Linked DNA regions of Homo sapiens: all the other regions are linked to region 1. A link is a contact called in ENCODE Hi-C data. All regions are on one chromosome and are shown on one strand. The core of a region is the stretch at or near the end of the contact, and the rest is flanking DNA. Distances in the headings are between cores, read along the strand shown.

Region 1 (3,942 bases), core at 625-3,124:
ACACGGGGGATCTGATTGCACCATGAGGTTTGGGGGGACAAACATCCAAACCATAGCACCCCACAACCTCAAAGGCTGTTATGTGAAAAGTCTCCCCACCCCTAAGATAAAAAAATGTGAGAAAGGAGAGACCGTTTAAAGCTGGGCCTCCAGGCCACAGCACAGGCCCAACCAGTGTCTGCTGTGAAAGGGCCGTGACATTTGTCTTTCCTAAGTTTCTCTCCTCAGCCACAAATCCCAGAAGTATCCACAGTGGCCTGTGCTGTGCAGGGCCCCGTGGAGGTTCCCGAGAGATTCCAGGCAGCCAAGAGCTGGCGGTATAAGGGGCCGTTCTCAGCCCTGGTGGAGGTCACAGCTCCACGACTCTTGCGCCATGAGCTTGCTGAGCTCTCTGCTCACTGGTCCCTGCCGTTTCTGTTGATAAAATAGCCAAGGTCTAGGCAAGAAAGGAAGGAGCCACGCGACCTCGGCTGAGGCCACCAGCTCAGCAGCTCACAGTGCTCAGACAGCCTGTGGCAGCTGCTTCTAAGCTCATTGCTGCAACCCCTCCCACTGCCTGCTCAAGGGAGCTCTTAAATACATTTTCTGCTGTGGCTGAGACCAGACCCAGGGTCAGCTCTGATGTTTGAGGAACATGCTAAAGTTTTACCTGCAAATTTCAACTTAATCACCGCAAATGAGGAGCATTGTCATGGGTTACGGCAAGGCGATGAGGCAATGACTCTCTAAAATAGAGTCATGAAATTTCAGGCAGTCAAGTGGTGCTCACACTATTTTTTCTTTTGAGATTAGCCTTAAAATAAGAAAAGGCATGACCAGGCAAGTCTAGGAAGCACAAGAAAGAGAGACCTCCCTCTGACAAGCAGGGAAGGCTGTGCTGATGGAAGAGTTACTCCCTCGTAAAGAAGAAAACCTTCAGGGGCTTTGTCATCGCTGTCAATAAGTTCCGAAGAAGCCTTTGGCCAAAAGTATGAGATTTATGGTGAAATAATAAAAGTGGTTTGTTCAAATTTGGGACAAAATTAGAGTGACCTTGAGCAGGGACTCTGAGCAGCCCAAGGTCAACTGCACGAGACTCCTGACTACCGGCAACTCTTGGTATATATTTACATTTAGTTCTACTTTGTGACTCTTGTTTTGAATATAGGTTTACTTCACCATGGCCTTAGTTGTTTAGGTTTTTTTTTTTTTTTTTTTGAGACAGGGTCTCACTCTGTCATCCAGGCTGGAGTACAGTGGCATGATCTTGGCTCATTGCAACCTCCACCCCAATCCCATCCCGGGCTCAAGCAATTCTCCCATGTCAGCCTCCCAAGTAGCTGGGACCACAGGCACGCACCACCATGCCTGGCTATTTTTTTGATTTTTGGTAGAAATGGGGTCTTGCCATGTTGTTCAGGCTGGTCTCAAACTCCTCAACTCAAGCAATCCACCCACCTCGGCCTCCCAAAGTACAGGGATTACAGGCATGAGCCACCATGCCCAGCCTCTTTAGATTTTTTTTTAAGAAGGCCAAAGTCACATGATTTGAAACCAAACAGAGCAGTGACCAGAGCCCAGAAGCCTGACCCACCTGTGGGGCCCCTCCAGGTGTTTGGGCCACGCCCGGTACCAACACAGTTCAACGGCACAAAGTGGTGTCTGTCACCATCTACCCTCTGTCACCTTCCAAGTGTCGAGGGTTCGTTGCATGACTGAAATTCATCTCTGTCACCCTATTCTTTTGGCAAAGCCCACCTTAAAGATAGCAAGGTATTTATAAACCACACTCCAGCTCACCCAGCAGTCAGAAATCAAGTATTCATAAATGGATCTCTTGCTCCCCAGAAGCCAGCCAAGGTCCCACGGTGCTTGAGTGCCAGCTCAGAGAGAATGTATAGGGGCCTGAGGTAGAGACAGAACTTTGCAGAGATTGGCTGTGCCTGTATGATGTCACAAGGGTTGCAGAGAGGTGGAAGTAACAGGGGGAGCAGCCCCTCCCCGGAGAAGCCAAGCAGGCCTCTGCAAGACCCTCGCACAAGGCCCGAAGCCAGACATGGTCCCTGCTGGTCCCAGGGCCCTTCCCTGTCCCTAACAAAGCTGCCTCCGGCCACTGGCCTGGGCCTGAAACCCCCACCTTCCTGGTCCGGCCAGTAACCTGACTTAAAGTTTTATCTCTAGACGTCACCTATTCACTAATCATCATTAACTCAGAAAACACTGAGCACACCCAGCAGTGGGTCCTGACCTACTAGAGAAGACAGGGGCCCTTGGGAGGGTTTGGCTAGAGCCCCTCAGCCCCAGAAAAAGTAAATACACACAAAATTTTCATGGAATTTAAAGAAGCCCACAGATGCTTAAGAAAGGGCACCTTGCCAAGTGGATGCTAGGCCTGTGGCATACAAAACAACACGTGCCGCCTGCCTTCAAAGGCCCCACTGTCTGCAGAAGAACTTTCCATGCAGAAAGAAACAGCTGAGCCCGGCTTCGACATGCAGTAACAGACGTTGCCTTGCTTCACCACAGCCACCCTGCGGGGCAAGCTATCCACTCTGCAGATGAATCAGCTGGGGCCTTGAAGGCAGGAAAGCCACCCGAGGTCACCTGCGCAGGGAGGGACTGAGCTGGAACCAGAACCCAGCACAGCAGATGGCGCGCACAGGGGCCCTTGGGGCTCCAGAAAGACAACCTGCGTCCCAGGGAGATCCATCACCCACACGCTCCTTTTTCCTTCCTGGGTTTTCTTTCCCCAGGGCCTGACCGGCCTTCTCCTCCTGAACTCCAGCTTTCCCAGAGGAAAGCAAAGCCATTTGAAAGGCCGGCTCAAGGCCACCTCCAACTGAGAACCCCACCCCCAACCCCAGCCCGTCTCTCAGCCCCGCCACCCAGCCGTAGTTAGGATGCGTCCAGCGCCTGTTGTCTGATCTCAGCTCGCCCGGCCTTTGAGTCCATGTTTACACATCTGTCTGCCCATCCAGATGAAATTCTTTAAGAACGAAACCACATCCTATGCTGCCTTCCATAGCTGACTGTATTTTAATGAATTAATGCACGTGGCTTCGTCCCTGGCAGTTCTTGTCAGCCGTGACTTCCCCGCCACAGCAGTGCAGTGCCCCCGCTCGCCGCCTCGGATCAGTCACAAAGCTCACGGTGCGGAGAACAGAAGGGCCTATTTTTATCCTCGTGGTTTCGCTAAGCCTAGGCTGTGGCACCGATAAAGCCATGGAAGAAGGCACCCTGACCCCTGCCCTCCACACCCTGACCTCTGCCCTCCACACCCTGACCCCTGCCCTCCACACCCTGACCTCTGCCCTCCACACCGAGCTGGCTCCTACAATCTAATGTGCTTCCAAATCACCTACGAGCTGGTTAAAGTGCAGATTCTGACGCTGCAGATTTGAGATACGGCCTGAGGCTTGAGATTTCTCCAAGCTCCAGGGCGATGCTGGGGCTGCTGGGCCATGGCCAGAGGTTGAGCACAGGGCTCTGCCAGCTAGCTGCCCCATCCGACGTGGCAGCCACTAGCTATGCTAAATTCAATACTTCTCTAACGCTAAAATCAACTTAATTTAGTGAAGTTAAAAGTTTGGATGCTCTGTCTTATGAGGTAAGTTTCTAGTGCCCAACAGCCACATGCGGCAGAGGCGACAGGCTGGGCTGCACAGCTACAGAACTTTCCATCGTGGCACAGCAGACGTCCTGTGGACCCATCTGTGGGGCGGGAGGAGAACAAGAGCTGGCAGAGAGGTGGTCCCAGAGCAGTGGCCTGAGCCAGACGTGAGGCTGTTCTCGGAGCTCCGTAGGGGCTTCAACCCTCCTGCCTTGGTCCTGCCAAGACATGAGGATTCTCATGGAAAGGGCTGGAGCACCCTCAGAATAATGCCGCCATCCCCGGCCTCCCTGGGCTCCCAGGAGGCAAGGAGATCAGCCTGCGATGATGGAGGTGCTGGCTGCCTGGACGGG
Region 2 (3,942 bases), core at 1-2,500, 3.0 Mb after region 1:
ACCCCGTCTCTACTAAAAATACAAAAAAAATTAGCCAGGTGAGGTGGCGAACACCTGTAATCCCAGCTACTCGGGAGGCTGAGGCAGGAGAATAGCTTGAACCCAGGAGGCGGAGGTTGCAGTGAGCCGAGGTCCCACCATTGTGCTCCAGCCTGGGCGACAGAGCGAGACATCGTCTTAAAAAAAAAAAAAAAAAACCAGGAAAGCCAAGCCCGAGATTTCCCAAACTCAGCAACAACAGTCGTGATGTTTTGAGAGGAAGGTTGAGAAACACAAAAGAGAGGAAGATGCACTATCTACCTAACGGGATGTTCCTGGAGTTGAATACAGGAAGAATAGAGAAAAATATCAATGAAAGAAATGTTTTCCCATAAGAAGAAACCATGACCTTCTACACTGAAATGAGAGAATGCATGTTAAGTAGCATAAGCAGAAATGACCACACTGTGGAAAGATTTTAAGAAAGATCTGGGAGGGGTTAAAGCTATTAAAAAAAAAAAAAAGTCCACCACTAGAACTATTTTTAGAAACATTAAACTAGTTCAAGAGCTAACATATGCAATTAAAGTATATACACTTAATAATTCATGATGTTAAAATAACAGAATGTTTAATTTGAAAATGTCAAAGTTGGGGTATAGATGTTAAAATAAAGGGAAAAAATTCGCTGGAAGAAAATTAACTTTATATTTTTGTATCTGTCGTTGAACAACGAAGTGAAGCGTAAGAACATCTGGTAAATCTCCAAAGTGAAGACAGATAACCCTAAGCTGACCCAGACTAAGAGTGCACTGCCCTTAGGGTCGCGAGAGCAGACACCTTCCCAAGTCCTGCAGGGTCCGAGGAGTGGGCAATGTCCCCGGCTCCTGCAGGGTCTCGGGGCGGACACCGTCCTCATTGATGCTCTGACCCTTCTAGGGAGTCCCAGGTGGGACAGGGCTGGCGTGGCGGTACAGCGCCCTGAGCCTTTGAAACAAACCTCCTAAATTCCACCCGCCTCCGCCTGCTCCTCTGTTAACGAACTAAAGACGCCCTCGGCCTCCTGGCGGAGCGAGCACAAGTCCCACAGCAGCGTAGTAAGTTTTCCGTATTACAGCGACCACCAGGAAATATCGCGATATCTGGACCTAGCAATGCCATGAAATTACCGCGAGAGGAAGCAAGCGCAAGTTTCGTGAGAAGGGCAGATCTCACGAGAGAGGATTTGGCGCCCTCCTCTGTGGATTCTGGCCAGGCCGGGTTCGGCGGTTGCTGTGAGAGCGGGCTTCCCAACACCATGCCGTCCGCCTTCTCTGTCAGCTCTTTCCCCGTCAGCATCCCAGCCGTGCTCACGGTAACTCGCGGCCCGCGTAACCACCAGTTCGGGGGAGGACGGCGGAGAGGCGTAGGGTAGGCCCCACAGAGCACCCGGCCTGTGGCCAAGAAGGCCCCGGCCGTGGGCGGGGCCTTGTGGCGGAGCGCGCGCGCTGGGCAGGGTCCTGAGACCTGTGGGAGTGGCTCGGGGCCGGCGTCGGGGGCGCGCGCTGTGGGCGGGGTCCTGGGCCCTGTGGGAGGGGGCCGGGGCCGGGCGTCGGGGCGCGAGCGCTAGGCGGGGTCCTGGGCCGTTGGGCGGGGAGGGGCGGGGCCGGGCGGGGCCTTGTGGAGGAGCGTGCGCAGTGAGCTGGCTCCGGCGCTCTGTGGCCCGGGCTTGGGCTGGGCTGGCGTCCTGCACCGTGCGGGCGTGGCTGAGTTGTGTGGGCGGAGCGCGAGGGGTAGGGCTTTGTTCGTGTGGGAGGTGCACGCCGGCCAGTCCAGCGTCTTGCGGGCGGGGCTTGGGCCATGTGGGCGGATTCTGGCAGTGCGGCGGGGCGTGCGTGGTGGAGCCTGATCGTGTGGGGTGGCACGGAGGAACGCTGCCCAGTGTGGGCGGGGCGTGCGCCGTGCCGGGTTCGTCTGACAGATCCCAGGGGAGCCCACGCCCCACGTGGCCGCCAAGGGGTGACATGGGCACTCGATGGGGTCTGGGCAGAAAGCCGTGCTCCCCTCACCTCCGTGCCTCTGGTCTTCTGGTGGGTGCATTGATGGGAGTAGATGCGCTTGTGTCCTTATGTCATGGCGCGGCTCTGGAGAAGCCGCTGCGGTCCCCAGCAGAGAGTAGTGACACAGGAGTTCTGGAGGGCTGTGCCGGGCTGCAGCTTGGAGGGCAGGGCGGGGCTGCAGCTTGGAGGGCAGGGCGGGGCTGCAGCTTGGAGGGCAGGGCTTGTCTTCTGCAGGAGGGCGCTCAAGGAGGGGATGGGGAGGGTTGAGGACTGCTGGGATTGGCATCTGAGCATCAGGTGGGGACTGAGCAGCAGTGGATCTGAGCCTGGCTACTTCAGGTCCCTGAGCCAGACACTGTCCCCAGGTACAGCAGGGTCCCGGGGAGTCCAGGAGGCGGCGGAGTGCGGCACTGTCTGGAGAGTTCAGTGTATTGCAGAGAGGTTGGAGAAAATCAAGTCTTGCACGTGGCGATGGCTCAAGATTCCCTGAGGTCTTCAGTGCTGACTAAGGAGTCTGAAATGATGATTCATGTTTTACCTTTGGGGCTGAGCCAAGTGCATCTCTTTGAGCAATCGTCTTAATTTCCTTGTCGTCACCAATTATCATAACCAATTATCATCGTAAAGGATGGTAATTCCTTTAATTATACCCACCTTAAAAACATGATTCTGTTCCACAAACGAAAGGAGCACATCAGAGATGCCTTCAGTTCTGTGTGCTTGAACTTTGAATTCCATGAATTATAGTTGCACTGAGGGGAGAATCCTGTTTCCATCCTCCTGGTTCCTTCTCCCTTTCCTGTCCCCATGTTTCTCTGAGGCCTGGCAATGCTCTCTGGATACTTGGTGAGTAGCCCAGGAGGACTCAGGAGTGAGAGGCCCCTGCCTCCTGCGCTGGGAGAAGGCTGTGGGTGGGCCGTGAACCCGGCCTTGAGTGGCAGGACAGTGAGTGTCTGCTGGTGTGTTCCTACAGCAGACGGACTGGACTGAGCCCTGGCTCATGGGGCTGGCCACCTTCCACGCGCTCTGCGTGCTCCTCACCTGCTTGTCCTCCCGAAGCTACAGACTACAGATCGGGCACTTTCTGTGTCTAGGTGAGTAAAACAACACAAACTCCACAACTCAGATCACTGTGTGAAATGAAACTGTGTATGTTCTGTCTGTGTCTTCGAAATATATACATATTTTTACAAGACCTCCCAACCCTCTGTCATGTGCCTGCTCCCAGGGCACTCCCGTTTTTCACTCTTGGAAGCTATAAAGAAAACTACTTTTTGGATGTTAGAGTTGAGAGGAATCTGTTGAGTTCCTGTTGCCTACCAGGGAGGTGCTGAGCACCAGCTGCACACAGGAGAGTTGGGTTTCCGGAAGTGCTGTCTTTTACACAAGATGCGTCCTTGGTGGCAGCTGTGCTCATGCACTGCTTTGAATGGGAGGAAGATTGCAAACTGGGAAAGAAAAGTTCTGTGCATAAAATAAGGCATTGCCCAACTTGGTTTCAAGGATAAGGGCTACAGAACTTAGAGAAGTTAGGGAGTTGCACAGGATGACTGAGAAAGATTATTCAGAAAAGCTGAAATCATGGCACAGGGTGTGAAGAGTGAGTAAAATGTTAATAAGAAAAGAGAGGGAGCAGGTGACGGCCCTGGGAGGGCAGCAGCCCGACATGCAGAGACTGAGATAGATGGAAGGTGTGGATCAGAGGCAGAGAAACTGCAAGCCCTCCAGGACCTAAGCACTTCTGATGCTGAGCGTTACGAACACGTGTGGGTAGAAGAGGCGAGGAGGGCCTGGAGGCCTGGCTCAGGCTACTCTTGACTCTCAACATTGGGGAGACACTGAAGATTTTGCTTGGTAGTTAAAAATAACTAATTTCAGATAAGTTTAGTTAGCTGGCTGTGTGCAAAGCGGGAAATCTGAAGAA
Region 3 (3,942 bases), core at 821-3,320, 2.7 Mb before region 1:
AAATTGGATCTAATAATCTGAGGCAATATGTGTAGCTAAAATAAATGGAACTATCATTGCTATCATTTTTATGTAATTCTTCTAGTGATGCTAGTAATACTACCAATGTATATATGGCTACTTTTAAAGTCATATAATTCAGTTAAATCAAAATGATTTTGATTTCAATAAAACCCTTGCTTTTTAAGGCTAGATTGTCACTATCTTATTCTTGCATTTGTTTACGGGAGACCTAAATACTATAGATAGATAGATAGATAGATAGATAGATAGATAGATAGATAGATAGACAGATAGATAGATAGATAGACAGATAGATAGATAGACAGATAGATAGTGATAGACAGACAGACAGACAGACATAGAGAATATTTGGATGGATATTTATTTTGCAATACGCACTTGACATGTGTGATCTAATTCTCACAACCACTTTGTAAGGTAAAGGCGATTCTTATTCTCATTACACAAATGACGAAATTGAGGCTTAGGAAGATAAGTGTACAAGAGTAGGTGATAGGGCCTGGATTTTGTTCTTAAGAAAATTTCCCCTGAATCCTGGGCCTCTACTCACTTCTTCACAGTCATCACTCTGCCTGATGAGGTATTCTTGGAGTTGTGTATGTTTGCCTTTCACCTGCTGTTTCATAAATGTCATGCCACCAGGAAAATGGCTAGTTGAATCAGATATACTTGAGAATACTTGCAGAGGTCTATACATGTGTTCTGTTGGAAAAACTGGACTAGTGGGGTAAGAATGGGGGTTCCTCCTTCCACCTCCAGGTAATTCAGAGGGTTCTCTGCCAATAACTTTTTCCTAACTGAATCTATTGTAACTCAGAATATTTTTTTTTTCTAAGAGTAAAGTTTTGGGCCAAGTCCTACTTTTTGGTGGGAATATCTGTGGACAAGTGGAATCTTGAGTCTTCTCTTAAAACTAATTACTTGGCTATTGTCCTTTCTACACAAATGCAGGGAGAGCCCTGTGCTACTGTTACAATGATGTCTCCTTATTGGGCTGAAAGCACTGTATGAACCATCTTGTCAAAAGTGCTAATGAGTGTATATTTATATTTTCAGGAGAGTATCAAGGGTTCTTTCTTCCCTTGATCTTTTGCACAGAATTAAATAAAACACACCTGGGAAACATACTTATAGAACAAGGTTGAATTTTCTCTATTTAAAAATTGATTTGAGAAAGAAAAGCATTTAAGAAGGAAAGAAAAATAAAATCAAGGAGTTGATTTGAATTAGAATAAAGAATATTGTCCTGAACGTCAGATCACATGTGCTTGATGATCAGCTCACCTCTGCCCTTTTAAAGGCTTTGTTTCTAGGATATCAAGATGCATCAGACGCCATGTCAAAGGCTCCCAGAATTTGAGACTTACATCTCAAAGGCTGTCACATCCCCTGTCCTGCAGATTTCTTATAGAGAACAATACCTGCCTTATAAGACTGGTTCTGGTAAGTCCTTTAATTTTTGGTGTCCAATCAGTTACTAGTAGATGCCAAACCTTGAGTTCATGTTTTAGTTACAGACTTCAGCTCATACTTTCTCAATTATAACACTAAGAATCGTCCTTTGGATAATAACGCTTATATCAAACCTAGAGACTACGTAAGCACAACTTTTCTCTTTTACTGTTCTATTCACAGTTAAAATATCTTTGTGTGTGTGTGTGTGTGTGTGAGAGAGAGAGAGAGAGAGAGGTGGGATAGAGAGAGAGGGACAGAATGAGAACAAATCTGGATTTGTCAAGGAAAAAAATGTTCCATGGCAAAGGAACCATGAGTTGACCAATGGGTACCGATATCTACTGTACACAAAGGATCGAAGCCAGTCCTGAGGGCTAGACGGGAGAAAACATCATAGTGACCCTAACCTGTATTTAAATGTATCCCGTAGAAGTTAGCTAGACTGCAGCCAGAGCAATACAGTGAGTAATCACCAAGTCATGTTTCTGAACTCACATGACTCCTCTGAAACATGTGGTGAAGATATTTGAGGCATTATCAAACACCTGCAGATTTTCAGTTCCTCATTTCTTGCTCATGTGATTTATTAACAGTTCTGCTAATGCAGATAGAATGCAGCCTCAAATTACAGCAGAGGAGAGGGTTGAATGCTGTGCAGCCTATGCTATTCAGAGTGCAGAATATCTGCAACCTAGTTGATCATTTTTGAATCATCAGCTCCATCTTTTTGTTAAATTAACAATTTAACAGCTGCTTTCATCAAAGTTCTTTTGTGTCTACCAACACGATACTGTAATTTTTTTTCCTAAATGCAATTTCCAAGATCATTTCTGTCTTTTCAGTCCCAGATTACTGATTTGCATGTTTGATCAATTTGTATACAAATGTTCAAGAATTTATAAACCATCTAGGGAGCATGAAACACCCTCTAGAGCTCTAGAGAATAATTTGATCCATCTCATCATTCACTTACTTAAATTTCTTTTTCATTAAGAACAGGTGATGAATGAAGGCAGTAAAATATGACTGAGCTTAGGTATACTGTTTCCTAAATAGGAAATATTGTAAACCAAAAGATTTTCACAAAATTCTAGTAAGTGGGAATATTGAAAATTGAGTCAGATTTGTCATAGAAAACATATTTTTTTCTTTTTACCTTTTGTGTTAGTCGGCTTGGGTCACCATACCAAAATACTATACAATGGGTGGCTTAAACAACAGAAATTTATTTCTCACACTTCCAGAGGCTGGGAAATTCAAGATCGAGTTGCTAGCCAATTTGTTCTCTGTCAGGGCCTCCTTCTTGTTTTGTAGATGGGCACCTTTTTGTGACATCCTTGGTGCATGCAGGCACACACACACACACACACACACACACAGAGAAAATGTTCAGGTGTTTCTTCCATTGGACCAGAGCCCAGGACCTCATCTAAACCTACTTATTTCCCCAAGGTCCCATCTGCAAACACTGTCGCATCAGGGGTTAGGACTTCAAAGGATACAATTTGTTTGCAACATCTTTTATAACAACTCAGTCTGCAACACTTCTCATATCTCCAACAATATTTAGGCTTTAATTTATTTTAAAATCATATTTCTAAGCTATATGCATAATAGTACAGCCTGAATGTCTTGAGCTCAAAAGAAGACCTTTAGAAAACAATGCACCTAGATTTTCAAGGAAAATCTATGCTACGTTTGTGGCAGAAGCCACTTGAATTGGCTGATACAAGTTTCTTTCTTGGCTACTGGATCTCATTAGAACCAGCTTCTCCAGATTGGAATGACCTCCTTAAGGGCCCTGAGTATCATCTTCTGTGTCTAGTTAAATTGAGGAGGAGGCACAACCTACTACGTAGCCTTTGCAATCAGGAACAATCAGTCCCCCTTGAGCATTCCTCAGAACAGGAACTGTTCAAATCTGCCCTTTCTCTGAGCTTGTGGGTCCAGACAGTGCAGGAATAGCTGGACAGGTTGGAAGAAGAGAAGGCCAGGAAAATTTCCAGAAAAGTCCCTGAGGCATTCATTGGAGCCGAGAGTCAAGCTCAAGCAGCAAGGTACAAAATACTAACATCAAGTCCAAAGGGTAAAAGACTGAGTTAGGATGGGCTAATGGAATAAGAAGTTTTGGGTAAGTGGAAACAAAGTTGAAATAACAATAGCCCCAAAGCAAATCAGAAGGTTCACGTTTATTACCCCAAACAGTGCTGGGCCAACTGTAGCTTGCCTTATCAGCTACTCCACGTTGGATGAAGATAGCTTTGATCTTCTGGCTTAAAGGATCAGAGGCAGTGTGAGTAGAAACTCAACCGTTTCCCAAAGGGTGGAAAAGCAAATGATATGGCTGGCAAAACACGACTCTCAATGCTTTGGCTTAGATGTGATACATGCCACATTCATTTACATGCCATTGGCCAAAGCAAGTCACACAAACAAGCTTGATGTCATCTGGGTGAGGATACA

The links. A loop is a pair of places that touch in the nucleus more often than their neighbours do. Pooled maps may share reads with other maps.
Region 2: a map with no recorded cell type shows a loop between it and region 1 (5-fold over the local background). The contact joins the promoter of TMEM18-DT here to the promoter of ALLC in region 1. A Hi-C loop is called at or near these places in 5 of 37 single-sample maps with no recorded cell type and 9 of 50 pooled maps.
Region 3: a pooled map shows a loop between it and region 1 (5-fold over the local background). The contact joins the enhancer-like site here to the promoter of ALLC in region 1. A Hi-C loop is called at or near these places in 2 of 37 single-sample maps with no recorded cell type and 2 of 50 pooled maps.

Annotation. Positions count from the first base shown.
Region 1 is chr2:3,656,132-3,660,073 of GRCh38, reverse strand. ALLC (allantoicase) reads right to left here and starts at 1,874. Exons shown (of 12, transcript NM_018436.4): 1 at 1,780-1,874. RefSeq lists a silencer at 1-5.
Region 2 is chr2:674,680-678,621 of GRCh38, reverse strand. TMEM18-DT (TMEM18 divergent transcript) reads right to left here and starts at 1,250. Exons shown (of 3, transcript NR_183417.1): 1 at 1,149-1,250. TMEM18 (transmembrane protein 18) reads left to right here and starts at 1,216. Exons shown (of 5, transcript NM_152834.4): 1 at 1,216-1,333; 2 at 2,992-3,112. The coding sequence starts at 1,277. RefSeq lists enhancers at 1,074-1,143, 1,174-1,273, 1,176-1,941, 3,728-3,942 and a silencer at 1,434-1,683.
Region 3 is chr2:6,343,804-6,347,745 of GRCh38, reverse strand. No RefSeq gene overlaps it. Among named protein-coding and RNA genes, the nearest start is that of LINC01247, 30 kb to the left of the region's middle. RefSeq lists enhancers at 1,497-1,546, 2,027-2,076. Within about 2 kb of position 2,070, at least 2 of the 41 ENCODE cell types and tissues checked have a DNase peak (open chromatin) inside an H3K27ac peak, as active enhancers do.